Linked DNA regions of Homo sapiens: all the other regions are linked to region 2. The links are chromatin loops, found by intact Hi-C in ENCODE. Cell type or tissue: CD4-positive, alpha-beta T cell. All regions are shown on one strand. Links, peaks and the distances in the headings refer to the core of each region. The heading gives the core; the rest is flanking DNA. Region 1 overlaps CRY1 (cryptochrome circadian regulator 1). Region 2 overlaps CRY1 (cryptochrome circadian regulator 1). Region 3 overlaps CRY1 (cryptochrome circadian regulator 1).

What was found. A loop is a pair of places that touch in the nucleus more often than their neighbours do. Peaks named below come from ENCODE experiments on the same cell type or tissue, not always from the same donor. Only the 100,000 strongest peaks of a DNase experiment are listed, where the experiment ranks them.
Region 1: a loop joins it to region 2, with 2.4 times the contacts of the local background. A loop is called at or near these places in 3 of 110 quality-filtered maps.
Region 3: a loop joins it to region 2, with 2.1 times the contacts of the local background. A loop is called at or near these places in 5 of 110 quality-filtered maps.

The regions. Positions count from the first base shown.
Region 1 is chr12:107,075,283-107,086,410 of GRCh38, forward strand. The region is part of intron 1 of CRY1 (cryptochrome circadian regulator 1); the gene reads right to left. Among named protein-coding and RNA genes, the nearest start is that of CRY1, 13 kb to the right of the region's middle. In CD4-positive, alpha-beta T cell, for the core only: CTCF peaks have their summits at 4,040 (motif pointing right) and 4,294; a DNase peak (open chromatin) is centred at 4,059.
Region 2 is chr12:107,009,666-107,020,793 of GRCh38, forward strand. All of the region lies in intron 2 of CRY1 (cryptochrome circadian regulator 1), which reads right to left. Among named protein-coding and RNA genes, the nearest start is that of MTERF2, 28 kb to the left of the region's middle. In CD4-positive, alpha-beta T cell, for the core only: no CTCF peak of the experiment used is centred there; a DNase peak (open chromatin) is centred at 4,606.
Region 3 is chr12:107,060,955-107,072,082 of GRCh38, forward strand. All of the region lies in intron 1 of CRY1 (cryptochrome circadian regulator 1), which reads right to left. Among named protein-coding and RNA genes, the nearest start is that of CRY1, 27 kb to the right of the region's middle. In CD4-positive, alpha-beta T cell, for the core only: no CTCF peak of the experiment used is centred there; no DNase peak of the experiment used is centred there.

The DNA.
Region 1 (11,128 bases), core at 1,827-6,826, 65 kb after region 2:
TTCATCACGTAATTTAAATTTTATATAAACTGAGAATATAAAAAGTAAAGTTTTATAGAAAATGAAACTGAATGCTTCAAAAAGCCTTGATAAAAGGTGAATCACCAAAAAAGTTTGTCTAATTAACTATCTGTAGATAAGACAGCTAAACTAGATGGGAAGAAAAAAATGTACTAAAGGAATTCTGTATTCAAGTTTGCTTCACCATGGTCTTGAAGGTTTTAATCAACTTTAACGAATAATAGGCAATATCAGTCTGCGGGTGTAATTTACACAGGAAAGTCAACTTGAAATTCCATCAGCAAAATCAGCAGAACAATACTCATTTATACATTCAATACACAAGGACATACTGACACCCACCCTGTGCCACGTATTGAGCCACCAGACCTAACTATGGTTTTAAAAATATTACTCTGAATTCCACATGGAACAGATGGGAAAGGTAGGCACAAAAATGGAAGTGGAAAACTTAGGAGGCTTTTACAGTAATCTTGTAAAAAATGCTGGTGGCCTGGATATTATGATAGCAGTGGGAGGGTGTTATTTGAATGGATATGAGATTTAATTTGAAGGGAAAAGCTCTAACAATTGTTTTAGGACTAGATATGAAGTTTGAGTACAAAAAGAAGAAAGGGTAGCTCCTGGGTTTTTGCAGAACTAGGTGAATGTTGACATTTACTGTGATATAGAGAAGCCATGGGAGGTAGAGGAGATGGAGACAAAATCAGCTTAAGATGCTTATTTTGAATCCAAGTAAAAATACTAGATAGGCAAATCTGGAATTCAAGATAGAGGCCAGTGCAGGTAATACACGATAGGAAATTATCAGGTATTCAAGTATGCAACTAGATGAGATCACCTAAAGAATAAATGTGGATAAAGAAGTGAGCAAAAGAACTCAGACCTGGAATCAAGCCTTACATCAAAAACTATCAAATTAATGCACACTTTTCTATTTTTTTTTTAAATGATTTCCTTTTTCAAGTAACTGCAGGTTCCAATGGTGTCACATAAGAGACGATTTCTTAGAAACTCCCTTTTCAGGCTGGACGCAGTGGTGCATGCCTGTAATCCCAGCACTTTGGGAGGCTGAGGCAGGCAGATTGCTTGAAGTCAGGAGTTCAAGACTAGCCTGGCCAACATGGTGAAACTCCATCTCTACTAAAAATACAAAAATTAGCCAGGCATGGTGGCACACACCTGTAATTCCACTAGCTACTCGGGAGGCTGAGGCAAGAGAATCACCTTGAACCCAGGAGGCAGAGGTTGCAGTGAGCTGAAATCATGCCACTACACTCCAGCCTGCGTGACAAAATGAGACCCTGCCTCAAAGAAAAAAAAAAAAAAAAACCTCTCTTTTCATGTAAGTACACTGACTCATGTATCTTCAAGAAGCTGATCTAATTTGGATATGTGTCCCTGCCCAAATGTCATATTGAAATGTAATCCCCAGTGTTGGAGGTGGGGCCTACTGGGAGGTGACTGGATCAAAAGGGCAGGTTTCTCGAATTATTTAGCATCATCCCTTTTGGTACATCTTTACAATGGCGAGTTCTCATGAAATCTGGTCATTTAAAAGTGTGTAGCACCTCCCCCCGACTCTCTTGCTTCTGCCTTTGCTATGCAACATGCCTGCTCCCCCTTTGCCTTCCACCATGATTGTAACCTTCCTGAGGCTCCCCAAAAGCAGACGCTGCTATGCTTCCTGAGCAGCCTGCAGAACCATGAGCCAATTAGACCTCTTTTCTTTATATATAACTCAGTCTCAGGTATTTCCTTATAGCAATGCAAGAACGGCCTACTACAGAAGCATTCTAGAATTCCTCCTCTCTCAGTCTCATATCTCACACCCAGCACTCCCCAACACATACACACAAACACACACACACACACCTCTAGAACTCACACTCATCACCTTTACCCCTTTTCCCACCCCTTTAAAGTTGTCTTTCCTTTGTGCTTTCACAATTGTATTTGCAGATTTCCACAGAGGTCCTTTTTAACATTGTATGTTCTAATTGTCCTTTAGTGGTGTGAAAGTTTCCTTACAGGCAAGAACCATAACCTTCATCTTTGTATCTCCAATGACTTGCACAGTACCTGGTAGATAACAGGCTCTCACTGAATGTTTTCCTGAATGACTAAATGAAGGGAGAGAGATTTACCCAAGGTCAGTCCCACGGCCATTTAATAGGAAAGTAAGAATTATAAAGTAGGTCTTAGTACAGTCAGATGTTCTAAACTTACTTCAGTCTGTCATTCAAAGAATTACATATTCAGGCCTCACCTTATCTATATATTTTATTTCTTATTTATCATCCTGTGAATACACTATGCTCAGTCTTGACTAAAAGTTATCTATATATTTTATTTATTTATCATCCTGTGAATACACTATGCTCAGTCTTGACTAAAAGTCTAGTTATCTAACCAAAATTCACTTTTCCTCAGCCTGTTCAGAACCTATGCCTTGAGCTAATTTCTTACCTCTCTCATAAAAAATCCCCCTCACATTCCAACCTGAATCATTTCCCCCACTCCCCTCCCCTCACCTGCTACACACACCTTTGTTAACATCCTATACAATCTGATTTCTATCCTTACACCTACATTGAAGTGTTATCTCAAAGTTCACCAAAAGCCTTTGTAACAGATAAAGTATAATTTTCAAAACAGTAAAATTATGACTCTCATACAAACATGAAATGAAGATCTGGCAAAAAATTTACGTAATTCATTGATTAAGGAAGAAAGAAATAAGATGTTAAAACTGATTCAAATAAGAATCTGATTTACTATTTCTCAACTTACAAAATTCATTTTCATGGCACAAACATAATTTGCATTGGTATGGGCAGAAAACATTTGTACTGCTTTCAGTTTTCTACAACTTAACTTTTATCCCTTTTTACAGAGTTGTGAAACAGCCTTGTCAATCAAATACAAAGATGCATATCCCTTAATCAGAATCATATAACTCCTGGAGGGTCCTCTAAACAACATCTAGCATTCTAGATATGCAATAATTTCCTTTTCCCACCTCTAAGTCTTTGATAATTTTTCCTACATAATTGTCAAAACTCATCCTAACCTGCCTCCTGTAGTGCAAGGTAAAATCACTCTTGCCACATTCAGTTTCCATAATATGGCACTCTCCTGGATCCTCTTTTTACCTCTCTGGTTCTCTTTCGCCTCCTTCACCAGCTCCTATTCATCTTAAACATAGTATTCGCTGAGTTTTTTCACTGGGCTTTTGACTAACATAACTTTTTATGGCTGTATCCAATCTCATCCAGGCATGCTTCATCCATTACTTATACAGGAATTATTCCCATATGCACAGATCCAATGTCTATAATTCCCAGAGTGAAATTTCTATTTTCTCCATTTCTCATGTTGATATCTTAGCAGTGCTTCAAATTGGTCAACAACCTAAACTCACTCTTTTCCTCACCTACCTATGGTCTATTTCTGTGTTTCCTAACTTAATGTCTAATTGTCACAGAGGCACAAAGTATGAGGATCTTACACTCTACTTTCTCCCTCACCCTCCTCCTCTGTGAAACTGTGTTTTCCAGGCAGTCACCTAAGCTTTTCACTGTACCTCTACAGGCTTCCTCTTATATCTTCCCCTTCCTCATAGCCTTTCCCCTTGTTTAAGCCTGTATTATCTTTCACTTGAACTGTTGATAAAGTCTCCAAACTAGTATCTTGACTCTCTCTTCTAACATTCACTCAGCTGCTAAATTTATATTTCCCCAAACAAGGGCAGCTTTTCTGAACTATACCCACTTATCTGAGTTCTTATATAATAGGCAACAATGTTGTTTTAGGATATCCACCTACTTCCTACTCATTTTACTTCAGTTACTTCAGTTCAGTCAAGCTGATTCCACCAGTGAAGCACACTTCAGCTAAGACAATCATAAACTCATGATGACTAGTTCAGAAACTGGCCCAAAAGAGCCAATGAAGTGCCATAAGACTTTTGCTGAGACTTCTGGGCCAAAGGTGTATGCTTTTTGCTGAGATAAATGCCATTGTTATTGCTATATTTTGCCACCAGAGGACAGCCTATTTGAGAAGTCAAGGCAGAATAAGTGAAGTTCAGAGATGCAAAGAGAAATGTGATCCTGGTAACATCTTCTGAGTCCTGGTATCAAGCGATGTCCAAAGCCAGTTTCCCTTAGGTTATTCAATTACATCTACCAATAAACTTTCTTTTTGCTTAAGCCTGTTTGACTCAGGCAACCAACTAGCAAACAAAAAAGTACTAAACAACATCTCCTATCTTTTCATGCACCACATGACTCAGCTACATCAGCCTCCTCACCACTATCAGAATACTGTGCCTTTCCTTAAGCTATTCTTTCAGTCTGGAATTTGCTTCTCTCTGCTTGGAATTCCCTTCCCTCCATGCCTTGCTTATTAAGATCCACTTTACACTTCAAGTTTCAGTTTAACTGCCTCAGTGAAATAATCACCAGAGACTAGAAAGAAGCAGAGGGCCAGATTACACAAGGATTTGAAACCATGCTATGGCTTTTTGAACTTTAACCTAAGGGTAAAGAAATGTCATTAAAAGGTTTTAAAGCATAAATGACATGACCAGATTTGCAATTTTAAAAAGATCACTCTACTTGCTGTGTAGCGAATGAATTAGAGAAGGGCAAGGGGGACAATGATTTGTAAGCTACCCAAACAACCTAGGCAAAGAGAATGGTGATATGGGCTAAAGAGACAATGGAGAGGGAAGAATGTATTTATGTAACTATTTTATTTCTGAATAAATCTTCCTCTGTACTATAAACTCCCTGAGGGCAGAGAAATTACCTGTTGACTATCATGCTATCCACAGAAATTAGCAAGTAATTGGCACACAGTAAGGACTCAAATGGGCAAATGGAAGTATCATTTGTGAAGACAGAAAACACAGGAAAACTCAGTTTGGGGTTTGTTTGTTTTTGTGCAATAGAGAAGGATGAAGATGAACTCTGTTTTGGACAAGCTGAGTTTGAGGTAATGTCATATATTCAAGCAGGCAAATGGGTATATATGATACATACAAACACACACACACGTCCGGGGATCAGGAAAGAGATTTGCGCTGAAGACACTAACTTGAGAATTCTGGGCATAGACGAGTAAATGGTAACGGACTTTATGAGAGGAGATAAGATTGCCTAGAAATATGTGAAATGAAAAGAGGGTGGAGATCACAGACCTCAGGGGCATTTAAAGGTTGAACAGAAAAGGAGAAGCTAAGGAAGAACACTAATAGCGCTGGCAGGAAAGCACAGAAGAGTCCTTTAATAAAGCCAAGGGAAGAAGAGGAAGGTGTGGTCAAATGTGTCAAACATTGTTAAAAAAAAATAAAAAAGAAAAAAAGAAAAAAGTCAGGGAATGGGCAGATTTAAAGTATCCTTTGGATAAAAATAGTTTTGGTAGAGTGGGTGGGAGTGAAGCCGGACATGCCTTAGTTTGGATTGGGTTCAAGGGTAAGTAGAATATAAAGAAATGAAGTCAGCCACTATTAGACATCTTGCTCAAGAAATTGGCTACAAAGAAACTGAGATACATAGTTGCAGGAGTGGAACACAGTTAATGCTAAGTTCTGTTCCTTTGTTGTTACAGGTTGTGTATGTTTTACAGAATTTGATCTTAAGCATGTTTAAATGTTGATTGGAGGCAACCTAAAAAGAAGAAAAAGTAGAAGAAAAGGTAAGAATAAATATAAAAAATGAGCAAAGTCTTTGAAATGGAGCACAGAAGAAGAAACTCGTTTTGAAAAGAGACAGCAGTATCTCTTCCACTGAAGTTGTATACTAGAAGGAAGAACTAGTAAGGATGTAGGCACATTTATAGATTTGGTTACTGAAAATTAAGAGAGCTTACAAGTCATAGCTTCAAATGTGTAATGAACATGTTGAAGTTTAAATTCTAAAACAAATCTGTTCATTGAGAATTTTTTTTAAGTTATGAGTTTAAGATAGACATTAACATATAAATTATATAAAGTAGCTGTCCTATCCCTCAACCTTAGATTTATAAGAAAAATTAAAACAATATTTAATGCCTACTATGTATAAGCCACTATGCTGTGGAGAACACAAAAAGGCTCTTTCCCCAGATACATGTATAGCCTGTTTCCTCTTCCTTTAGGTCCCTGTTCTCACATTCTGCTTTATTTCTCTCCATTGAATTTACCACCACCTGATACATTATTTTTGTCTTACTGTCCGTTTTCCCCCCACTGGAATAGGGCAGCAACTTTTTCTGTTTTATTCAATACTGTATACCCAGCATCAATAATACTGCCTATAATGGATAGGGACACAAAATAAACTTTTGATTTAAGAGGCAACTTCTCTTCAGGAAGGTACTATCTGTTAAGTGAGAGAGAGATTATATACAGAATACATCCCTGCTATGGTCTGAATGTCTATGTTCCCCCAAAATTCATGTTAAAACCTAATCCTCAATGCTACAGTATTAAGAGGTGGGGCATTTAGGAAGTTATTTGGTCATATGCATTGTACTGTCATGAGAGGGATTAGTGCCTGATATAGTTTACATATTTGTCCCCTTCAAATCCCATGTTAAAACTTGATCTCTAATACTGCAGATGGAGCCTAGCAAGAGGTATCTGAGTCATGGGGACAGACAAACACAAAAAACTGGTACCAGGAATGGGGTGTTGCTATAAAGATATCTAAAAACATAAAAGCAGCTTTAAAACTAAAGCTGCTTAGGGGTTGCAATCCTAGTCTCTGATAAAACAGACTTTAAACCAAAAAAGATAAAAAAAGACAAAGAAGGGCATTACACAATGGTAAATGGATCAATGTAACAAGAAGAGCAAATTATCTTAAATATATATATGCACCCAAAACAAGAGCACCCAGATTCATAAAGCAAGTTCTCGGAGACCTACAAAGAGACTTAGACTCCCACACAATAATAGTGGGAGACTTTAACACCCCACTGTCAATATTAGATCAATGAGACAGAAAATTAAGAAGGATATTCAGGACTTGAACTCAACTCCGGACCAAGCAGACCTAGTAGACATCTACAGAACTCTCTACCCCAAATCAACAGAATATACATTCTTCTCACACCACATAGCACTTATTCTAAAATTGACCAATAATTGGAAGTAAAACACTCCTCAGCAAATGCAAATAACGGAAATCATAACAAACAGTCTCTCAGACCACAGTGCAATCAAATTCGAATTCAGGATTAAGAAACTCACTCAAAACCACACAACTACATGGAAACTGAACAATCTGCTCCTGAGTGACTACTGGGTAAATAAAGAAATTAAGGCAGAAGTAAGTAAGTTCTTTGACACCAATGAGAACAAAGAGATAACATACCAGAATCTCTGGGACACAGCTAAAGCAGTGTTAAGAGGGAAATTTATAGCACTAAATGTCCATATCAGAAAGCAAGAAAGATCTAAAATCGACACCCTAACATCACAATTAAAAGAACTACAGAAGCAAAAGCAAACAAATTCAAAAGCTAGCAGAAGACAAGAAATAACTAAGATCGGAGCAAAACTGAAGGAGACAGAGACACGAAAAACCCTTCAAAAAAATCAATGAATCCAGGAGCTGGTTTTTTGAAAAGATTAACAAAATTGATAGACTGCTAGACAGACTAATAAATAAAAGAGAGAAGAATCAGATAGACACAATAAAAAATGATAAAGGGATATCACCACTGATCCCTCAGAAGTACAAACTACTATCAGAGAATACTATAAACACCTCTATGCAAATAAACTAAAAAATCTAGAAGAAATGGATAAATTCCTGGACACATACACTCTCCCAAGACTAAACCAGGAAGAAGTCACATCCCTGAATACACCAATAACAAGTTCTGAAATTGAGGCAGTAATTAGTAGCCTACCAACCAAAAAAAGCCCAGGACTAGATGGATTCACAGCCAAATTCTACCAGAGGTACAAAGAGGAGCTGGTACCATTCCTTCTGAAATTATTCCAAACAAAAGAAAAAGACGGACTGCTCCCTAACTCATTTTATATGAGGCCAACATCATTCTGATACCAAAACCTGGCAGACACAACAAAAAAAGAAAATTTCAGGTCAATATCCCCAATGAACATCAATATGAAAATACTCAATAAAATACTGGCAAACCGAATCTAGCAGCACATCAAAAAGCTTATCCACACGATCAAGGCAGCTTCATCCCTGGGATGTAAGGCTGGTTCACCATATGCAAATCAATAAATGTAATCCATCATATAAACAGAACCAATGACAAAAACCACACAATTATCTCAATAGATGCAGAAAAGGCCTTGGACAAAATTCAACACCGCTTCATGCTAAAAACTCTCAATAAACTAGGTATTGATGGAACGTTACTCAGAATAATAAGAGCTATTTATGACAAACCCATAGCCAATATCATACTGAATGGGCAAAAGCTGGAAGCATTCCCATTGAAAACTGGCACAAAACAAGGATGCCCTCTCTCACCACTCCTATTCAACATAGTATTGGAAATTCTGGCCAGGGCAATCAGGCAAGAGAAAGAAATAAAGGGTATTCAAATAGAAAGAAAGTCAAATTGTCTTTGTTTGCAGATGACATGATTGTATATTTAGAAAATTCCATTGCCTCAGCCCCAAAACTCCTTAAGCTGATAAGCAACTTCAGCAAAGTCTCGGGATACAAAATCAATCAGCAAAAATCACAAGCATTCCTATACACCAATAATAGAGAGTCAAGTCACGAATGAACTCCCATTCACAACTGCTACAAAGAAAATAAAATACCTAGGAATCCAACTTACAAGGGATGTGAAGGACCTCTTCAAGGAGAACTACAAACCACTGCTCAAAGAAATAAGAGAGGACACAAACAAATGGAAAAACATTCCATGCTCATGGATAGGAAGAATCAGCATCATGAAAATGGCCATACTGCCCAAAGTAATTAATAGATTCAATGCTATTCCCATCAAGTTACCATTGACTTTCTTCACAGAACTAGAAACAACTACTTTAAATTTCATATGGAACCAAAAAAAGAGCCTGTATAGCCAAGACAATCCTAAGCAAAAAGAACAAAGCTGGAAGCATCATGCTACCTGACTTCAAACTATACTACAAGGCTACAGTAACCAAAATAGCATGGTACTGGTACCAAAACAGATACATAGACCAGTGGAACAGAACAGAGGCCTCAGAAATAACACCACACACCTACAACCATCTGATCTTGACAAAAACAAGAAATGGGGAAAGGATTCCCTATTTAATAAATGGTGCTGGGAAAACTGGCTAGCCATATGCAGAAAACTGAAACTGGACCCCTTCCTTACACTGTATACAAAAATTCACTCAAGACGAATTAAAGACTTACATGTAAAACCTAAAACCATAAAAACCCTAGAAGAAAACCTAGGCAATACCATTCAGGACATAGGCATGGGCAAAGACTTCATGACTAAAACACCAAAAGCAATGGCAACAAAAGCCAAACTTGACAAATGGGATCTAATTAAACTAAAGAGTTTCTGCACAGTGAAAGAAACCATCATCAGAGTGAACAGACAACCTATAGAATGGGAGAAAATTTTTGCAATCTATCCATCTGACAAAGGTCTAATATCTAAAATCTACAAGGAACTTAAACAAATTTACAAAAAAAAAAAAACCCATCAAAAAGTGGGTGAAGGATATGAACAGACACTTCTCAAAAGACATTTATGTGGCCAAAAAACATGAAAAAAAAGCTCATCATCACTGGTCATTAGAGAAATGCAAATCAAAACCACAATGAGATACCATTTCATGCCAGTTAGAACAGCGATTATTAAAAGTCAGGAAACAACAGATGCTGGAGAGGATGTGAAGAAATAGGAACGCTTTTACACTGTTGGTGGGAGTGTAAATTAGGTCAACCATTATGGAAGACAGTGTGGTGATTCCTCAAGGATCTACAAACAGAAATATCATTTGACCCAGCAATCCCATTACTGGGTATATACCCAAAGGATTATAAATCATTCTACTATAATGACACAGGCACATGTATGTTTATTGTGGCACTGTTCACAATAGCAAAGACTTGGAACCAACCCAAATGCCCATCAATGATAGACTGGATAAAGAAAATCTGGCACATATACACTGTGGAATATGAAGCAGCCATAAAAAAGAATGAGTTCATGTCCTTTGCAGGGACATGGATGAAGCTGGAAAGCATCATTCTCAGCAAACTAACATAGGAACAGAAAACCAAACATCGCATGTTCTCCATAAGTAGGAGTTGAACAATGAGAACACATGGACACGGGGAGGGGAACAGCACATACCGGGGCCTGCCAGGGGTTGAGGGGCAAGGGGATGGAGACCATTAGGACAAATACCTAATGCATGTGGGGCTTAAAACCTAGATGACAGGTTGATGGGTGCAGCAAAACCACCATGGCACATGTATACCTACGTAACAAACCTGCAGGTTCTGTACATGTATCCCAGAACTTAAAGTATTAAAAAAAAAGCAAAAACTAAAGCTGCTTACAAGAGCTTAGAGAACTCAAAACAAAACAAAACAAAAACAAAAAACCTCATACACAAGAAAAACTTTAAAACTTTTTAGAGACTGGTTAAGAGGTTGTGATAAAAATGCTGATTAAAATATAGACAGTAAAGGCCACGTTCATGAGATCTCAAATAAAATTTTTAAAAACTAAAACAAAAAAATGGCCACATTATATGTTATGCTTGTTAACAAAAAACTTGGCTACATTGTATCCATGCCTAGGACTTTGTAAAAGGCTGAACTTAAGAGTAATGACTTAAGCTACCTGGCAAAAAAAAGTTTCTAAACAACAAAGCGTTCAAAAGGTGACATGGCTGCTTCTAACAGCCTACTATCAGATATGGGAGTTCAAAAAAAAGACAAAGTTAAAGCTAATAATTAAGAGAAAAACAGAGCATACAAATTTGAAAAATTTACAACCTAACCATGTGGTAGAGGGAAGTTTTCAGGAGAGAAATCCAAACTACCTAGCCCCAGGTACCAGGCCCTGACAGAACAGGTTGTTAAAGCAATTAACATGAATAAAAGAGAGC
Region 2 (11,128 bases), core at 2,062-7,061:
TGGGAAGTCAACATGGGAGGATGGCTTGAGCACAGGAGTTCGAGCTCAGCCTAGGTAAATATAATGAGACCACATAGTGTCTTTACAAAAAAAACTTTTTTTAAATAAAAAATATTGCTAGATTCAATTTAGTGATTTCTGAGTCTTTGTTTATGGGGGACACTTGGCTATACTTTTAATTTTTTCTCAAACTTTCCTTGTCAGGTTGTGGTATCAGGGTTATGCTGTCCTCATAAAATGAGTTGGGAAGTAATCTCAATCTTGTTTTCTGAAAGAGTTTAATTTAAGAAGGAAATACTTCCTTCTTAAATGTGTGATATAACTCAAAATAAAGCCATCTAAGGGCTTGAAGTTTGTTTATGGGAAGGTTTTTAATTACAAATTCAATTTATTTAAGAGATATAGGGCTATTCAGGTTTTCTTTTTCTTCTTATGAGAGTTCTAGTAAATTATACCTTTCAAGAAATTTTTTCATCTCAGATATATAATTTATTGACAGTATAGTGTTTACGATATTCTTTACTATGCTTTTAAAGTCTGGAGAATCTCTAGTGATGTCCTCTTTCTTATTCCTGATATAGGTAACTTGTATTTTCTTTCTTTTTTGTCCGAATCAGTATTAAGAGTTTATCAATTTTATTAATGTTTTCAAAGAACCCGTTTTTGGCTTTGTTGACTAACAGGAGACAAAAATCACATCAGCAATTTGAACATGAAAAATTTACAAGGGCAACTCATTTTATTGTGCTTTGCTATTTATTGCACTTCTCAGATATTGTGCATTTTATAAATCAAAGGCTAACGGCAACCCTGCACTAAGCAATTCTATTGGTGCCATTTTCCCAAAAGCATGTGCTCACCTCGTGTCTCTGTGTCACATTTTATCAATTCTCACAGTATTTCAAACTTTTTCATTATTATATCTGTTATGATGACCTGTGATCTCTTCTCTTTTTTTTTAAGAGACGTGGTTTCACTGTATCACCCAGGCTGGTCTTGAACTCCTGGCCTCAAGTGATCCTCCCATTTCAGCCTCCTGAGTAGCTGGCACTACAGGTACCAGTCACTACACCCAGCTTTTATCAGAGATCTCTGATGCTACTATTGTAATTGTTTTGGGGTGCCATGAATTGCACCCATAAAAGAGGGTGAACTTAACTGATAAATGTAGTGTGGTCTGTCTGCCCTACCCAGCCTTTCCCCCATCTCTTTCACCCTCTCTCCCTCTCCTCAGGCCTCCTTATTCCCTGAGACAACAATATTGAAATTAGGCCAGTTAGTAACCCTACAATGGTCTCTAAGTGTTCAAGTGAAACGAGGAGTCACACATCTCTCACTTTCAACCAAAAGCTAGAAATAAGCTTAGTGAGGAAGGCATGTTGAAAGGTGAGACAGGCCAGGCTGGGCGCAGTGGCTCACGCATGTAATCCCAGCACTTTGGGAGGCCAAGGCGGGCGGATCACGAGGTCAGGAGTTCCAGACCAGCCTGGCAACATGGTAAAACCCTGTCTCTACTAAAAACAAACAAACAAACAAAAACTGGGCATGGTGGCATGTGCCTGTAATCCCAGCTACTCGGGAGGCTGAGGCAGGAGAATCGTTTGAACCCGGAAAGCGGAGTTTGCAGTGAGCTGAGATCGAGCCATTGCACTCCAGCCTGGGCAACAGGGCAAGACTCTGTCTCAAAAAACAAACAAAAAAAAAAAACAAAAAAGAAAGCTGAGGCAGGCCAAAAGCTAGGCCATTTGCACCAGTTAGCCAAGATGTCTAAACAAAGGAAAAGTTCTTGAAGGAAATTAAAAGTGCTACTCCAATGAACACATGAATCATAAAAAAAAACAAAGCAGCCTTAATGGCGATATGGAGAAAACTTTAGGGGTCTGGATAGAAGATCAAACCAGATACAATACTCCCTTAAAGCATAGTCCTAATCCAGAGAGAGGCCCTAACACTCTTCGATTCTGTGAAGGCTGAGAGAGGTGAGGAAGCTGCAGAAGGAAAGTTGGAAGCTAGCAGAGGTTGGTTCATAAGGTTTAAGCAAAGAAGCTGTCTCCATAACCTAAAAGTACAAAGTGAAGCAACAAGTGCTGGGTGGAGAAGTAGCAAGTTATCCAGATCTATCTAAGATAATGAATTAAGGTGGCTACACTAAACTACAGATTTTCAGTGTTGATGAAGCAGCCTTCTATTGGAAGAAGATGTCATCTAGGACTTTCATAGCTAGACAGAAAAAGTCAATGCCAGGCCAGGCACTGTGGCTCATGCCTGTAATCCCAGCACTTTGGGAAGCTGAGGCAGGCAGATGCTTGAGGTCAGGAGTTCGAGACCAGTCTGGCCAACATGGTGAAACCCTGTCTCTACTAAAAATACAAAATTTAGCCGGGCATGGTGGTGCACGCCTGCAGTCCAAGCTACTCAGGAGGCTGAGGCAGGAGAATCAATTGAGCCCAGGAGGCGAAGGCTGCAGTGAGCCAAGATCGTGCCACTGCACTGCAGCGTGGGTGACAGAGGAAGACTCCGTCTCAAAAATAAAAAAAGAAGAAAAAGTCAATGCCTAGCTTCAAAGCTTCAAAGGACAGGCTGACTTTCTTGTGAGGGGCTAACATAGCTGGTGACTTTAAGTTGAAGCCAATTCTCATTGCCCATTCTAAAACTCCTAGGTCCCTTGAGAACTATGCTAAATCTACTCTGCCTGTGCAGAACAGGAACAACAAAGCCTGGATGACAGCACATGTGTTTACAACATGGTTTATACATATTTTAAGCTCTCTGTTGAGACCTACTACTCAGAAAGAAAGACTCCTTTAAAAATATCACTGCTCACAGACAAACGTACTTTGTCATCCAAAAGTTCCAATGGAGATTTATTAGGGAGATTAACATTGTTTTCATTCCTACCAATGTAACATCAATTCTGCAGCCCATGGATCAAGGAATAATTCTGACTTTCAAGTTTTATTAAGAAACACATTTTGTAAGGCTATAGCTGCCACAGACAGTGATTCTTTTGATGGGTCTGAGCAAAGTAAATTGAAAATCTTTGGAAAGGATTCACCATTCTAGATGCCAATAAGAACACTTGTGATTCATGGGAGGAGGTTAAAATATCAACATTAACAGCAATTTGGAAGAAGCTGATTCCAGTCCTCATGGATGACTCTGAGGGGTTCAAGACTTCAGTGGAGGAAGGAACTACAAATGTGGTAGAAATAGCAATAGAATTAAAACTAGAAGTGCAGCCTGAGGATGTGACTGAATTACTGCAATCTTATGATAAAACTTGAATGGATGAGGAGCCGCTTTCTATGGATGAGCAAGAAAGTGGTTTCCTGAAATGGAATCTACTGCTGGTGAAGATGCTGTGAACATCATCAAAATGATAAAAAAGGATTTAGGTTATAACACAAATTTAGTTGATGAAGCAGTGGCAGGGTTTGAGAGGACTGACTCCAATTTTTAAAGTTGTACTGTGGGTAAAATGCTATCAAACAGCATTGCATGCTATAGAGAAATCTTTGGTGAAAGGAAGAGTCAATTGATGTGGCAAACTTCATTACTGTCTTAAGAAATTGCCATAGCCACCACAACCATCAGCAACCACTACCCTGATGAGCCAGTAGCCATCAGCATTGAGGCAAGAACCTCCACCAGCAAAAAAGATTATGACTTGCTGAAGGCTTAGATGATCACTAGCATTTTTTTAGCAACAAAATATCTTTAATTAAGGTGTGTATTTTTTTTAGTCATAATGCTACTGCACACAGAAAAGACTACAGAATAGTATAAAGACAACTTTTATACATATGCATTGGAAAACAAAAAAATTGTGACTTGCTTTATTGTGATGTTTGCTTTATTGCAATATTTACTTTATTGTGGTGGTCTCGAACCAAACTTGTAACATCTCCCAGGTATGCCTGTATCAAAAATTGTAATTGTTAGCTACTAAAGGTGGTCAACAATGACAAGGAATAAAACAGGAGATAAGGCTACACTTCAGTATGGTAGGTAGTAGCCACTAGGCCACGTGTGGCTTCTGAGCACTGAAATGTGACTAGCTGGCACTGAGATCAGCTGGAAGTATAAAATACATACAAGATTTCAAGAACTTCATATTTTTTTAAAACTCCGTTTAAAATAAGCTATTTTAAAAGATAAAATAGCTTATTAATACTTTTATATAGAATATTTTAGATATACTGTGTTGAATAAATCATTAAAATTAATTTCACCTGTTTGTTTTTACTTTTTTAATGTGGCTATTAGAAAATTTTAAATTTAACATGACTTCTATTGGATGGTACTGCTCTAAGGTGTTCAAAAGTACCAATTGCAGAAAGCAGCTGCCACCTCTATGTGGACGGAAAATAAACAAGGAATGAATAAAAAACTTAACAAAAGCTCCCTCCACCAAGCCACTGAGATTCATGGCTCATTGGATGGAGCGTGCTGCCACAGGAACACACAACCTTCCCTGTAAAGAAATTTACCGGAGGGCAATGACCAAAGGTGTTTCATACCAATAACCTGCTGGTTGGCTGAGAAACTTCCTGGTAGGTATGGGCTAACCAGGTTATCTGTAGAAGCTGTCCACCAGGTGGCATAGAAACTTATCAGAGGGTATAAATAGGCTTACACAGAAATTCACCAGAGGGTGTATGTAGGCTGTGGCTGGTTCAGGAGGGCTGCTGAGGTGAATGCTACTGATCCTCCGGCATACTCATCTGCTAGCCCAGGGAAAAAAAGCACAAGTATATCAAGAAGAAAAGCTTCTTCTCTCCTGCTGTGACACAGTATCACACAGTAGGGCAAGAAGGGTGGGTTTGGCACTAAGAAATAATAAACTAATTAATGCATACTGATTTTCTTTATTGTTTTCTATTTCATTGATTCCCGTTCCTCTTTATTTTTTGTTTTCTTTCTACTAACTATTAGTTTAATGTGTTCTTTTTCTATCTTTAAGGTAGAAACTTAGTTCTTGATTTTTCCTTTTCTAATACAATATTGAAAGCTATAATATTAAGTTTCCTCTAAGCACTGCTTTAGCTGCATTCTGTAAATTTTGATATACAGTCCTCCCTTGGTATCTGCAGGAAATTGGTTCCAGGACCCCCTGTGGATACCAAAATTCACAAATGCTCAAGTCCCTTATGTAGAATGGTGTAGCATTAGGATATAACCTGGGTGTATCTATATATATATATTTTGTGTGTTTTTGTTTCTTTTTTTTTAGACAGAGTCACACTCTGTTGCGCAGGCTAGAGCACAGTAGTGCAATCTCAGCTCACTGCAACCTCCGCCTCCTGGGTTCAAGTGTTTCTCCTGCCTCAGCCTCCTAAGTAGCTGGGATTACAGGTGTGCATCACCACTCCCAGCTAATATTTGTAGTTTTAGTAGAGACGGGGTTTCACCATGTTGGTCAGGCTGGTCTTGCACTCCCGACCTTGTGATCCGCCGGCCTCAGCCTCCCAAAGTGCTGGGATTACAGGCGTGAGCCACCACGCCCAGCCTTTAAAGACTTTATTTTCTCAATTCTCTAACGGGTTCAAACAAAATAAGAGGAAAAAAGACCTCTATAATTTTGTGTCACATTCACTTTCATCTCCTTGTTAATATGGGAAACAATGATCTATTGTGAGTTTTTACATCTTAACCAGAGATGGAAGTCCCTATCTACTCTTTTTTTTTTTTTGAGACAAGGTCTCACTCTGTTGCCCAGGCTGGAGTGCAGTGGCATGAATATAGCTCACTGCAGCATTAACCTCCTGGGTTCAAGTGATCATCCCTCCCACCTCAGCCTCCTGAGTAGCTAGGACCACAGGCATGCGCCACCATACCCAGCTAATTTTTAAAAATTTTTGTAGAGATGCGGTCTCAGCATGTTGTCCAGGCTTATCTACTCGTTAGAGCAGGTTTTTATTTTAAGCAACACGTAGTTACCTTTGAATTTCAATACCTAGATTTAACAGTAAGACTGCAAATAGCACCAACATATTTTCATTTGAGTAAGTGAATATTCACTTTGCAATTTTTTTTGAGCGAGGGTCTTGCTCTGTTGTCCAGGCTGGAGTAGAGTGGCATGATCTTGGCTCACTGCAGCCTCCAACTTTCCAGGCTAAAGTGATCCTCCTACCTCAGCCACTGGAGTAGCTGGGACTACAGGTGTATGCTACCATGCCCAGCTAATTTTTAAAATTTTCTGTAGAGACAGAGTCTCACTATGTTGCCCAGGCTGGTCTCAAACTCCTGGGCTCAAGCACTTGGCAATTTTAAGCAATAAGATTTGTATCTATTTTTGTGTATCACAATTACTTGTTAATCAGAAAGGATAACATGAACAACTAAATGAATATAAAGTTCTTGGCTGGACGTGGTGGCTCACGCCTGTAATCCCAGCACTTTGGGAGGCAAAGGCAGGTAGACCACTTAAGGTCAGGACTTCGAGACCAGGCTGGCCAACATGGTGAAACCTCATCTCTACTAAAAATACAAAAATTAGCTGGGCATGGTGGCGCACTCCTGTAGTCCCAGCTACTCAGTAGGCTGAGGCACGAGAATCACTTGAACCCAGGAGGTGGAGGCTGCAGTGAGCTGAGATCGTGCCACTGCACTCTAGCCTGGGTGACAAAGTGAGACTTGGTCTCAAAAAACAAAAATAAAATAAAACAAAACAAAAGAAAGAAATAGCACTCCCAAACAATTTTAAAAAAAAGTTCTTAAGTCATAATTAATATACTGTGAAAATAAGCAATGTAAAATTTGATAGTAAAACTAAAAGTTGTAAATCACATATGTCCTAGGAGAAAGCATTTATTTTTTAAATTGACAGTAAATTAAACAGTATAATTGCATAAAAATGTAAAGCTACCTCACAAAATAATCCAAATACAAAGAAGGTAAAACTCTAAAAATTTCCATCCATCCATCCATCATCCTTTCCTTCTGTTTCATAACTCTAGTCTTAGGGTCTAAACTACTATTTATATACTGAAGAGTCCTAAATTTAGTCCAGACTTCTCCCTGAGCACTAGACTTGAATGCCTTCTCAACATGTACATTAACATGCCTAAAAGGCATCCCAAACTAAAAATTTATAAAATGAACTTCTTATTTTTTCCTTAAACTTGTTCCTCCATAGTCTGTTATTCCATTAAATGGGAATCCATTCTGCCATGCGTCCAGGCTAAAAACCTAGAGTCATCCTTGACTCTCATATATCACATATAGGCAAACCTTACAGCCTCTATTTAAAATATATATCCAAAACCCTACCACTTCTCAACACCTCTACAGCTACCCTGGTCCTGGTCATCATCATCTTATTCCTAAATAACTGCCATTGCCTCCTAACTGATCTTTCTGCTTCTGCCTCTACAACACTTCCAATCCCCTGTGTATTCTCCACAAACAGCCAGAGAAATTCTTGTAAATCATGAGTTAAATCATGTCACTCTTCTACTCAAAACTCTCCAATGGCATCTATTTCACTCCGAGTAAAGGCTGAAGCTCCTAACATGATCTATAAAGCCCTATGATCTGGCTTCCAGCCACCTCTCCGACGCCATTTCTTCTTTTCACTCACTGTGCTCTAGCACACTGGCCTTGTTGTTGTTCCCTAAACAAATCATGCACATGTCTACTTCAAGGCCTTTGTTAAGCACTGTTTCCTCTGCCTTCCATGCTCCTTCCCCATGTTGCAGTTAGCTTAGTGGAATTGTTAATTCTCAAAATTCTGTCAGGTATCTGGATGGTTCTTTTATTGGTTTCACTCGGATCTGCTCATGAGGCTGCAATTCGCTGGCAGCTTGGCTGGGGCTGGAGTGCCTAAGATAGTCAAACTCACACATCTCAGACTTTGGTGTTGGCTGTTGTTTGGTCCACTCTCTATATGTGGCCTCCCAAAGTTAGATATTCTACCCCAGGCTTTCTTACATGATAGAAGGAGCATCCTAAGAGGGGAAAAGTAGAAGCTGAAAGGTCGCTTAAGGCCTAGGATTTGGAATTCACAATGTCTTCTTTGACACTTGGTTAAAAACAAGTTGTAAGGGCAAGTCAGATTCAATGGGGTAAGGAAATAAACTCTACCTTTTGACGGAAAGAGCTGCAAAATATTGTGGATATGATATACCACAACCCAGATGCATGGCTCACTCTTCATATGCTTGCTCAAATGTCACCTTATCAGTGAGGCCTTCTTTGATTCCATATAAAGTAACTTTCCCTCACCTTGACATTTACTATCCCACATTTTACTCTTCTCTACAGCACATATCACCACCTGACATTGCATGTTTACTTATTTGTTTACTATCTGTCTCCTTCCACTACAGTGTAAGCACCATGAAGACAGAAATTTTTTGTTTCACTACTGTATCTCCAGTACCTCAGACACAGCCTTGTATATAGCAGGCACTCAATCAGTATCTGTTGAATACATTCTATCAAGCATGTGTCATGAATTAACAAAGCAAGATCCAAAGTAACTTAAAAAAGCATAATATAAATTTTACTGTTGAAAAATGGTGGCTTTATATGTTCTTTTATTCTGTGATTTTGAACAAAACATTTTATAATGCTTCAGTGTGGCCATCTATAGACTTTAGCCATGTGTCACTGTTTCTTAGATATAATGAGGCTGGGCACAGTGGCTCATGCCTGTTATCCCAGCACTTTGGGAGGCCAAGGTGGTGGAGACTCCTGGATCCTGAAGCCAGGAGTTTAAGACCAGTCTGGCCAATTGGCGAAACCCTTTCTCTGCTAAAAATACAAAAATTAGCAAGGTGTGGTGGTGCATGCCTATAATCTCAGCTACGTGGGTGGCTGAGGCACAAGAATGGCTTGAGCCTGGAAGGCAAATGTTGCAGTGAGCCAAGACAGCACTACTGCACTCCAGCCTGGGCAACAGAGCAAGACTCTCTCTCAAAAAATAAAAATAAAAATAGAAATAATTAAAAAAAGAAATAGATATAATGAGAATGTTTTTAAAAAATCTAGATATTAATTATGCACCTAGTCTCTAAAACCAATAATTTAAACTCCTTATTAAAAGTTTCTGCAGGGCCTAGAAAGAGCCATCTTGTTAGCCTATATTAAGTCAGAGTTTAACTTAGAAAAGAAACTAAGTAAAAAACGCCAGAAAAAATGACAATAGTTTATTAGATATATATGTGTTTACCTAAGTGTGTATAAAAATGTTCTGACCCATTCCTGAATCTACTCCTTATAAACAGAATAAATTGAGTGAATGACACAGAAGAAAGATACATACTAGGGGAGATATCAGTACTGGAGCCACTGACACAACTATCCCAATTAACTAAGGGTACTGTTACCAGGTCTAAACTAGCCTTACCTCCAATGTGGAAAACCAGATTAATTACCTATTAAAAATCCTCACTACTTGCTGTACTAGAACCAAAAGACCTGAGACACTAATTAAGTAACTCAGCTAGTTAATGACAGAAGAATCTTCTCCCTCAGAGAAACTGTGGTTGTGATGGTTAGGGTGAAGGTGGGGGACAACATGCTTTTAATTGTATATCCTTTTAGCCTTTTTTTTTTAAACATATGCACGTTGAACCTATAAGCAAAAAGTAAAAATCAAAACATTAATTCAATAAAAAGGAATTAATTCCCTCTATGGCTCTAGATATGGTAAATAAATCTAAAAGGAAGTTTTTATAAATGGAATTTTATACAGACTACTATATGTAGCTAAAGAAAAAATCAGAATAAAATAATAAGTACTATATGTATATGTATGTGTTCATGTATTTGTATATTAGGGCCCATGTGGAAACCCATTCCTCTCTGCCAAATTGATAAGATAGGACATCATTTAAATACAGAAGATAGTTTGGCCCAATAATGTGCTATTTTAGGCAGAAGAAATCTCAAAACAAAGAACACAAAACACTTGCTGGTTTGAAAAATGTTGTTTCAAAAACAAGTAAATAAGAATTTTGTTATTTTAAAGCAACTAGGGCTAGGTGCTACAGCTTATGCCTGTAATCCCAGTGCTTTGGGAGGTTGAAGGAGGATTGCCTGAGGCTAGAAGATTGAGACTAGCCTGAGCAACATAGCAAGACTACCAAACAAAAAAAAAATTAGCCAAGTATGGTGGTATACAGCTGCAGTCTTAGCTACTCGATCCTGTAGTCCTAGGATCACTTGAGCCTAGGAGTTTGAGGCTGCAATGAGCTACAATGGCACCACTGCACTACAGTCAGGGCAACAGAGCGAAACCCTGTCTCCCCAGCACCAAACAAAAAAAAAGGCAACTCCACTTAGGATTCATTTTATTTATATCAAACAGATTTAGAGATAGGGTTGAAACAATTATCGACACACACTCTTATATTCATGAGTTGCTGATAGATTATTATCATTGCTTCTGATATGCTTTCTTGTTAGAACTCTCCCAAATACCTAGGTTAAATTCTAACTTGATCTATTACAGTTGTGAACCCTCTTTATTGAATGTAAATTTTCACAAACATTAAATGTGTCTTTCATACAAGCAAAAAAAAAAAAAAAGGCTAAGTAATGCTTATTTGATTCCCAGCACTGGGGATTGATCTTCTCATTCACATAAAGAGCTGTTCTCTTCTACATTAAGAAATACAAATAGAAACATTGCTATTTCAAAAATTTGATGAATCAAATGATTCAAGAAAAAGCAGATATACATTTATAAAGTTTAATAGTAGTTGACATGGTTTGGGATCTATGTCCTCACCCAAATCTCAAGTTGAATTATAATCGCCAATGTTGGAAGTGGAGCCTGGTGGGAGGTGATTGGATCATGGTGGCAGATTTCCCCTTGGTGCTCTGATAGTGAGTGAGTGCTTGCAAGATCTGTTTTTTTTTTTGTTTTTTGTTTTTTTTAAAGTGTGGCACCTCCCCGCTCCTTCTCTCTTCCTCCTGCTCTGGCCATGTGAAGTTCTTACTTCCCCTTTCCCTTCCCCTTCCACCATGATTGTAAGTTTCCTGAGGCCTTCCCAGAAGCCACTATGCTTCCTGTACAGCCTGCAGAACTGTGAGCCAATTAAATCTCTTTTCTTTATAAATTATACAGTCTCAGATATTTCTTTGCAGCAATGTGAAAATGGACTAATACAGTAATAAA
Region 3 (11,128 bases), core at 4,098-9,097, 53 kb after region 2:
ACAGAGTGAGACTCTGTCTCAAAAAACAAAAATCAAACAAACAAAAAAAATTATTTCTCTTTACTGAGATTCCCAAAAAGCTGGAAGTCTGTGTTTATTAAACTCCTATTTCTTATCAAACTTTTATTAAAAAGTTCATTAAAGGATCTATGGCTATAACAACTATTTAACATATATGTGGACCACTAAATTCAGGTAAATTAATAGAAAATATATTAAAATGTTTAATAAAATGTAAACATATTTTAATTAATAATAACAATGATCGTTTTCTACCACAATATTTTACCAGTGTCTCTTTACCTTATTAGTGATGGCTCACTACTATAAGCACTCAGAAGTTAATTCAGTGAACCCTAAAAAAGCTGACAGCCAAATGCTTCAATTCAGGAAATAGTAATAAACTGATTCCTAATACAGTCTTTTTTTTTTTTTTAAGATGGAGTCTCACTCTGTTGTCCAGGCTAGAGTACAGAGTTCAGTGGCGTGATCTTAGCTCACTGCAACCTCTGCCTCCCAGGTTCAAGCAATTCTCCTGCCTCAGCCTCCTGGGTAGCTGGGATTACAGGCATCCACCACCACGCCCGGCTAATTTTTTTGTCTTTTTAGTAGAGATGGGGTTTCACCATGTTGGCCAGGCTGGTCTTGAACTCCTGACCTCAAGTGATCCATCCACCTCAGCCTCCCAAAGTGCTAGGATCACAGGCATGAGCCACTGCGCCCGGCCCCTAATACATTCTTTAGTTGCATTTGGACTTGGAAAATATTTCTTCAAATCCTATTTCAATGCACAAAAATACACATTTTTCTTACCATATCCACTAGCATATCATTAATTTCTTTCTCTAAACAAGTGATCAAAATTATCCAATGCTGGGAAGGAGTTAAACTTCACCATCACAGTTCAATCTTTAGAAATCCTATTATCTACTCAGGCACAGTGGTGTAGTCCCAGCTACTTGGGAGGCTGAGGCACGAGAACTCCTTGAACCCTGGAAGTGGAGGCGGATGCAGTGAGCCAAGGTTGTGCCACTGCACTCCAGCCTGGACAACAGAGCAAGACCCTGTCTCAAAAAAAAAAAAAAAAAAAGAAAAAAAGAAAAAAAAAAAGAAAAGAAACCCTATTATCTTATCCTCAACATTCAACATTAAAAATCCTATTTTGGCTCTATTCCGGAAACTAAAAAGTCACAGAAGTAACTTTTTATTGACATCGTATTATGAATAAATGTTTTCATCTCATCCTATATTTCAAAAACTTACATGAGCACCTTTTGTTTTTATAATATACTTCAGAAATGGAAACCAAAGCCTTGACTCAAGATATTTTCAGGAAGATGAAACAATTTTCACTTGATTATTATAGTTTTAATTATATTCATAATTTGTATTACATTCAACAATTAATCATGATTAGGAAGCAAAATGTTGACTACCAACTCTTTTTTCTGAATAAAACAATGTCAGCAATTACATTACAGTACAAGTTATTTTATTCTACTATCACTTAAAACTTAGTTTTTCCTTGATGCTCAAAGCTAGTACTGTGTCAGCGCTGACATAATATATATTTTCCAGTCTAAAAAAAGTCACAAAAGAATCATTAAACTAAGAATTTCTTCTCCTGGTTTTTCTGTGATAAAATAGTAAGTTATCTTGCAGATCTCCCTCATACATACACCATAGAAGTACAAATACCTCATTTCTACAATGCACACTGGGAGTTGCATTCAAACAAAAGGAAATATATATTCAAGCCAGTATTTAACAGTACTGACTCTTTTACATTGTATACCATGAATACAGGATTATCCATAACGTCATACGATAAAAGAATATTGTCAAATAGCTTATTCTGCCTCTTCTTCCAGAACAGTCCAGTCAATAGCTTCATAAGTGAATTTCAGTCTTTTTGGCAAATATTTCCCTACTTCCTAAAACATTCATTAATGATTAAGTTTTTCTCAATTTAAAACTTGACTATCATTTGCTTCTCTGACATTTGCTATACTAGGATACTGTGTATATAAGGTAGTATTTGATTTTATACAAAACTTTATTTATTTTTAAGTTAAAAATATGTATTTCATGGTGTTCTCTTTATTTCCCAGTTTGTGAACTCAATTTTAGAAACAAAACTGTGCCAGCAGTGAGGAAGATCTTGGATTAAGAAGACTCAAGACACCATTTTGGAGTCTTAATATTCTAAGCAAGAAATGCAGTGTACACAAATGGAACAGACTTAAAGCTGTTTTAGAGGTGGAAACCAATAGGATTTTTACATCCAAGAAGAGGAGGAAACTTCAAAAATGGCACTAAGTTTCTAGCTTAGGAGCTGAGAGGATACGCTATTAATTAAGAAATAAATTTGGTTTTAAATATTCTTGGTTGAGTTGTCAATTACCTGACAAATAGATAAAAAGGACTGGAACTCAGGAGAATTAGGGATTTCTAATATATGAGTTCTTTTGCTTTTGTTTCCCTGCCTCACCACTTAAAGCTATGTTTGGGGCAAGTTTTTCAATGCTGACATGGAGATTAAAGGGAAAGAAAATGCAACAGGCTAGGGGGCAAATATGTTACAGGGTAATCTAGGCCATGTGGTAAATGCAATATATAACCCAGCTGGGTCATAGTTTTTGTTTTTTTGTTTGTTTTTTGAGACAGAGTCTTGCTCTTGTTGCCCAGGCTGGAGTGCAGTGGTGCGATCTCGGCTCACTGCAACCTCCGCCTCCTGGATTCAAGTGATTCTCCTGCCTCAGCCTCCAGAGTAGCTGGGATTACAGGCATGCACCACCACGCCCAGCTAATTTTTGTACTTTTAGTAGATACAGGGTTTTGCCATGTTGGCCAGGCTGGTCTCGAATCCCTGACCTCATGTGATCCACCCGCCTCAGCCTCCCAAAGTGCTGGGATTAAGGCATGAGCCACTGCGTCCAGCTGGGTCATAGTTCTTAATCAGGGCTCATTATATTCATACTGGGGTTGGGGGGACAGGGGTTTGCAAAATAAATCTCCTAAGCGCCACCCTGGATATTACTTCTTTGATAGATCTGGGGTAGAAACTGAGAGTATACTTATTTTTTTTTAAGTTCCCTGAATGGATTGACTCAAAAAGGGTTATGAGAGAACTTTCTGTAATTATAGAAATATTCTATTACGACCGGGATGGAATACTATTCGACCTTTAAAAAGCAGAAAATTCTGTCATTTGTGATGTGAATGCATGTAGAGACACTATGCTAAGTGAAATAAACTAGGCAAAGAGAGACAATATCCAGAATACATAAAGAACTCTCAAAACTCAGTAATAAGAAAATAATCAACCCAATAAAAAATTAGCAAAAGATTAGAGTAACACACTTCACCAAAGATATATAGATGGAAAATAAGTACATTAAAACAGACAACAACAAAATGCAAATTAAAACCACAATGAGATGCCGCCACATACTTATTAGAATGGGAAAGAACAAACCTGACAAAACCAAATGTTGACAAGGATGAGGAGCAGCTGGTCTCATATATAGTCAGTGAGAATGCAAAATGGTATAGCTACTTTGGAAAACAGTTTGGCAGTCTTCAATAAAGTTAAAACAGAAGACAAAAATCATCAACAGTGGAAGCACATAAAAAGACCACAAAGCTAACAAAACTGAAAATCAAAATACAGAATAACTTAGAAATAGAAATGGGCAGAATCCACACAATATCGCCAAATAACTATGACATGTAGGTGTTTCTAGGAGATCACAATAATTTGAAAGAAAAACAGTGAAATGACAGAAACCACAAAAAGACAGGAGAGTCAAAACCAATCTAACTTAATTAGTAAACTTCAAACAGTAAACACAACAAATGGAATAGAAAAAGTATTCACAAATATGTTAGAAGAAAAATAATTCCACCAGATTATCATGCTAATGGAGCAACAGACATTCTCTAACTAAAAGAACTTGAGGGAGGGGCAAAAGCTGGACAATGATATCAAGCCAAACAACAGATAAATGGAGATAAAAGGACTGCTGATAAGTTCTGAATTTATTTAGGAGTAAAAATGGGCTGGGCATGGTGGCTCACACCATTTTCCCAGCACTTTGGGAGGCCAAGAGGGGTGGATCACTTGAGGTCAGGAGTTCAAGACCAGCCTAACTAAAATGGTGAAACCCCATCTCTACTAAAAATACAAAAATCAGTCAGGCATGGTGGCACGCGTCTGCAATTCCAGCTACTCAGGAATGAGGCATGGGAATTGCTTGAACTCAGGAGGCAGAGGTTGCAGTTAGCTGAGATCATGCCACTGCACTCCAAGCCTGGGCGACAGAGTGAGACTCTGTCTGAAAAAAAAGGAGTAAAGGCCGGGCGCGGTGGCTCACATCTGTAATCCCAGCACTTTGGGAAGCCAAGGCGGGCGGATAACCTGAGGTCAGGAGTTTGAGGCCAGCCTGGCTAACACGGTGAAACCTTGTTTCTACTAAAAATACAAAAAAATTAACCAAGCGTGGTGGTGCACGCCTGTAATCCCAGCTACTCGGGAGACTGAGGCAGGAGAATCACTTGAACACTGGAGGTTGAGGTTGCAGTGAGCTGAGATTGCGCCATTGCACTCCAGCCTGGGTGACAAGAGCGAAACTCTGTTTCAAAAAAAAAAGAGTAAAAATAACTGGGAATTTTGGTGTATAGAACAAAATAAAACAGAACTATTATAAACTTCAACAAAGTAAGAATAATCTGGCACTGGTGGTAGAAAGAAATACAGTATGTTAAATGATCCATACCATGAAAGATAAGGAAATTGGACGTTGCCCAAAATGAGACACTTATTCCTAACATTTCATATTTTCATAAATGGAAGCAATTTCTACTTCACAACCAAGATGAAAAAGTAAAAGGAACATCTTCAATTTATCTCTGCCTCTGCATTAAAAAACAAGGAAGTACACATGCTCAACCCAGCCCTATAGGATGTAGTTTCTATTCTCCCATGCAGTAAAATTATAGAGGCATTATCCACTCCTGCTGTGGTTGACAAGCACAGTCTATGACTATGTTGCTAAATAAGTCTAATTCAAAAATAAAGTATCATAAGGCTCATTCTGACTACACAGTCGTACAACCTAGTTTTTACTAGGAATAAAGTGAATATTATTTCTGACAGTACAACCCTCCTTTGTGTGTGTGCATCTCTCCTTTGATTAGTCCGAAACTGGGAAAGTGAAGATTATTGCCCATCCCCCAACACCAACTTTACAGTTCAGTAAAATCATAATTCTAAAATAATTTTTAAAAGTTTATCCTAAGTTTAGCTATTCTTACATTTTACTTCCTTGTTATATTCAAGTAAATTTACTTCTTTTTATTTTAAAATGGTGTACATAATATGATCCCATCTTCATTTCTCTATATCCATTCATCCTTTTATCTTTAAATGTACATAGAGAGACCCAGAATGATTTACATAATGTTTAAGATGGTTATTTCTAGATGGTAGATTAAGTTTTGTTTTTTGTTTTTTTTTTAAGACAGGGTCTCACTTTGACACCCAGGCTGGAGTGCAGTGGCACGATCTCGGCTCACTGCAGCCTCGACCTCCCAGGTCCAAGTGATCCCCCTGCCTCAGCTCCCCAAGTAACAGAGACTACATGGGACTACAGACATGTGCCAACACATCTGGCTAATTTTTGTATTTTTTGTTGAGATGGGGTTTCACCATATTGCCCAGGCTGGTCTCGAACTCCTGAGCTCAACATCCACCCGCCTCGGCCTCCCAAATTGTTAGGATTACAGGCATGCAACACTGTGCCTGGCTTAGATTAATTTTGTTGTTGTTGCTGTTGTTTGTTTTGTTTTTGCTTTTTCAAGACAGAGCCTTGCTCTGTTGCCCAGGCTGGAGTACAGTGGCACTGGAGATCATGGCTCACCACACCCTCGACCTCACATGCTCAAGTGATCCTCCCACCTCAGCTTCCTGAGTAGCTGCGACTACAAGCACATGTCACCACACCCAGCTAATTTTATTTATGTATTTGTTTGTTTGAAGAGACTGAGTCTCACTATGTTGCCCAGGCTGGTCTTGAACTCCTGGGCTCAAGCAATCCTCCCACCTTGGTCTCTCAAAAGGACTCAATAAAACAAATAGGAAATAGTCTACAGAAGTGTTTGCAAACTATGGCCCATGGGACAAATCTGACCTGTGGCCTGTTTTTGTATAGCCCACAAGTTAAGAAAGGCTTTTAATTTTTAAAGGGCTGCATAAAAAAAAGAAGAATATGAGAAAGAGACCCTATGTGTGGCTCACAAAGCTGAAAATATTAACTGTCTAACTCTTCAAGAAAGTTGCCAGCCCTTACTTAGTCTATACTATCGACTCTATATTGACAAAAGGTACAATCTACTGGAACTCATAATTCACTGATACACAAGAGAATTTTATATATTAAGGAAATCAAATTTTATCTCACAGACTCCCTTTTATCCCTTGGGATGTTGTCTTTAGATGCTGACATGGTGATATCGGCATGCACAACTTTTATGATTATCTAAAGTTCCCAATCTTTTCTTTTTGATTTTAGGACTGCATGTTAGGAAGACTTTTCTCTTTTCAAAGGCAAAAAAAAAAAACTTCCTTAGTTTTCTTCTACTACTTTTATAGTTTTGTTTTTCACATTTTAAATCTGTGACATCTGGAAAAGAGGCCCTTCCATGACTAGGAGTAAATAACAGTCTATACAGAAAGATACCAGACTGCAGATTAATGGGGGGAAGAAGGTGTTGGAAAAGTGTAGGGGACAGGAGAAGGAAGACAATGAACAGGAGTCTGTGACAAGGCTGGAATCTTGAAACTGACTGAATGATAATTTATAGGTTTCCTTCTGACAGATGTTCTCAACCGAGGATGTTCCATGGGCCATAAGGCAGTCAGTTCCTAACTATTCCATAAGAACAAGAGCTTCAGTAGAGAACAAGATCCAATCATCATTCTCTTTGTATCTGAATTTATCTCTAGATTGTTGTATTTCTCTTTGTTGCTATTATACACAGAATTTTTCTTCCTGTTATATTTGCTAACTGGTTGCTTATATGTAGCAAGGGGCCAGCCAACTATGGGTCAAGCCAGCTCACTGCCTTCTTTGTAAATAAAGTGTTACTGGAACACAGACATCCTAATTAGTTTCATGCTACAATAGGAGAGGTGGGTAGCTGAGAGAGAGATCATATGGCCTGAAAAACCTAAAATATTTATCATCTGGCCCTTTACATTAAAAGTTTGCCAATCTCTGATATATAGGGAAACTATTTGATTACAATTTTTTGAGGTAAAATTGTAATACATATAATACAAAACTAATAATTTTTTCTTTGAGACAGCGTCTCACTCTTTTGCCCAGGCTGGAGTGCAGTGCCATGATCTTGGCTAACTGCAACCTCCGCCTCCTTGGTTTAAGCAATTCCTGCCTCAGCCTCCTGAGTAGCTGGGACTACAGGTATGTGCCACCATGCCCCGCTAATTTTTGTATTTTTTTTGGAGAGACAGGGTTTCACCATGTTGGTCAGGCTGGTCTCAAACTCCTGACCTCAAGTGATCCACCCTTGTCAGCCTCCCAAAGTGCTGAGATTATAAGCATGAGCAACCGCACTCAGCCCAAAATTAATAATGTTAAAATGTACAATTCAGTGGCATATGAGTACATTGATAATGCTCTGTGACTATCACCTCTATCTAGTTCCAAAACATTTGTATCACAAATGAAAACCCTGTACTGATTACCTTGTACCCATTAAGGAATCACTCTCTATTTTTCCCCCTGCCCCGAGCTACCACTAATTTGCTTTCTGTTTCTATGAATTCACCTGTTCTGGATGTTTCATATAAACGGAATCATATAATATGTGATCTTTGGTGTCTGGTTTCTTTCACTTAGAATGTGTCTGACATCCATGTTGTAGTATCTCATTTCTTTTTATGGTTCCATCATGTGAAGAGACCATATTTTGTTTATCCATTCATCAGTGGACAGACATTTAGGTTGTTTCCACATTTTGGTGATTGTGAATAGTGCTGCTATGGACATTCATGTATAAGTTTTTGTTAGAATGCCTGCTTTAAATTCTTTTGGAATTCTGTGAGTGATATTGCTGGTAATTCTATGTTTAACTTTTTGTGGAAATGGCAAATTTTTCTACAGCAGCTGTACTATTTTATTCTCTCACCAGCAATGTACAAGGGTTCCAATTTCTCCACACCCTCGCCAACAATTACTTTCCGTTTAAATTTTTTTTTTTTTTTTGAGATGGAGTCTTGCTCTGTCATCCAGGCTGGAGTGCAGTGGTGCAATCTTGGCTCACTGCAAGCTGCACCTCCCAGGTTCACACCATTCTCCTGCCTCAGCCTCCCGAGTAGCTGGGACTACAGGCGCCCGCCACCACGCCCAGCTAATTTTTTGTATAAAATTTTTTCAATAATAGTCATTTTGGTGCATATGAAGTGGTATTGCACTGTGGTTTTGTTTTGCATTTTCCTAATGACTAATGGTGTTGAACATCTTTTCAGGTGCCTGTAGCCATTGTTTGTTATATATATATTATATATATAAAGTATATATATAATATATATATAAAGTATATATATAAAGTATATATATATAAAGTATATATATAAAAAGTATATATATATAAAGTATATATATAAAAAGTATATAAAGTATATATAAAGTATATATATATAAAGTATATATATAAAGTGTATATATAGTGTATATATATAAAGTATATATGTAATATATATTAAGTATATATATAAAGTATATATACATATATATACTTTAAACTTCGACAAATAAAACTGAAAAGACAGCACATCAACAGAAAAATGAACAAGACAATTAAAAGGTAATTTACAGAAAGAAAAACCTCCAAAACTAATATGTATAAGAAATGCTCAAACTTAGTAACTAGAAAAGTACAAATTAAAAGAATCAAACATCAGTTTATGCTTATTAGATCAGTAAAGTTTATAAAGCTGGATAATTTTTAAATGTTGGGACATAAGGATATGAGAAGACTCATGCATTGTTAGTGGGAATATAGACTTGTTCAGCTACTGTGAATAGCAATCTGGCATTTCTTAGTCAAACTACATATGGGGCTAACCTATGTCCCAGCAATTCTATTGATTTGTATATACACTCCAAACAAATACTTAACACAGAGTCATGTGCAAGGATGTTCAGTGCAGAACAATTTGTGGTGTCAGGAAACTAGAAGTAAACAGGTAGCTATCATTAAGATAACAGATATAATATGGTAAAGGTCTCACAGAGCATTATACAGCTGTTAGAAGCAATGGATTAGCAGTATCAACATGAGTACATCTTAGACATTTAGTGCTTGTGGGAAAAAAACAGAATAAGAAATACAACACAATAGCATTTATGTAAGTTAAAAATAAATGCACATAAAACAATATCTGTTTTGCATGAACACACAGTTACAAAAAGATAAATATATTAGAATATAACCACAATGTATACTGTATAACAAACAATGCATTTATGTATGGGAGAAGGGAAATTCAAATAGGAATAAAGGAGGCTAAAGAAAGAAAACAAGGAAGAGACCTTACATAAACCTGTAATGATAATGTCTTAAACTAATTCTCTGCACCTAAGGCTAATAAAAATTGTATCTAGCCACATCGCTGGATTCTCTTATTTTTATTTATTTATTTATTTATTTATTTATTTATTTATTTATTTATTTATTTTGAGATGGAGTCTCACTCTGTCGCCCAGGCTGGAGTGTAGTGGCGCGACCTTGGCTCACTGCAAGCTCTGCCTCCCGGGTTCACAGCATTCTCCTGCCTCAGCCTCCTGAGTAGCTGGGACTACAGGCACCTGCCACCATGCCTGGCTAATTTTTTTTTTTTTTTTTTAGTAGAGACAGGGTTTCACCGTGCTAACCAGGATGATCTCGATCTCCTGACCTGGTGATCCCCCTGCCTCGGCCTCCCAAAGTGCTGGGATTACAGGCGTGAGCCACAGCGCCCGGCCTGGATTCTCTTATTATTAATAGTACCTTTTCAGTTGATTCTCCTAGATATTTTGGGATATAATAATATTGTCCTAAAAACAGCAATAAATTTTACTTCCTCTTCCATTTTTATACCTTTTATACTGCATTAGTTAGTACCTCTGGCACAATAAGTAATAGTGATGACAGCCAGCATTTGTATCTTGCTCCAGACTTTGTAGAACTTCTAAATTTTACCCATTAAGCATGATGCTGACTTTTGAGCTGATTTGGTAGCCTTCTATTTCTGGTTTAGTACTAAATTTTATTAGGAATAAATATTGAACTTTATCAAAAGTATTTTCAGCATCTATGGAAGTGATCATATAATTATACTCTGATCTACTAATATAATGACATATTAATATATTTCCAATACTGAATTATTCCTGCATTTTCAACATGAATGTAGGATATACATTTAAAATATGCTTCTGTATCCTATTTGATAATTCTACACATTGTTTCCTCTTCTTTTATCATGTTTTAGAACAATTTATATATCACTGAAGTCACATGTTTCTTAAACTTTGGTAGAACCCAACTATGAAACTATCTAAGCCTGATGTTTTTTGTGGAGGTAACTCTTTGACAATATTCTTTATTCCTTCCATAGGAGTTATGCTTTGAAAAGATCAATAAAGTATAAAAACATCTAGCAAGTCGAAGAAAGAAAAAGAAGAAAAAAATAAATATCTATTAGTAATGTAAGAAAGGGACTATCATAGCAATTGTGGTACTTATTAAATAAAAGATATGGTATACAACTTTAGCAATACATGTGAGAATGGAAGACTAGATTTAACGGCAGGTATTTTAGGAAAATATGCATTAATAGCAAATTCAATTATCAAACTGACTGACAAGAAACCTAGAATAACCAATAAACACAAATGAAATAAAAAGTATGTCAAAGATGATCTAAGTCAGGAATTGTTTCACTGCAATGAACAGAAATCTACTCAAACTAGGTCATACAAACAAAAAAAAGCATTGGAAGAATATAGGAGTATTTCATGGAAACTTGTGCTCAAGTAGTATAGTCAAGTCTAAGGATTCT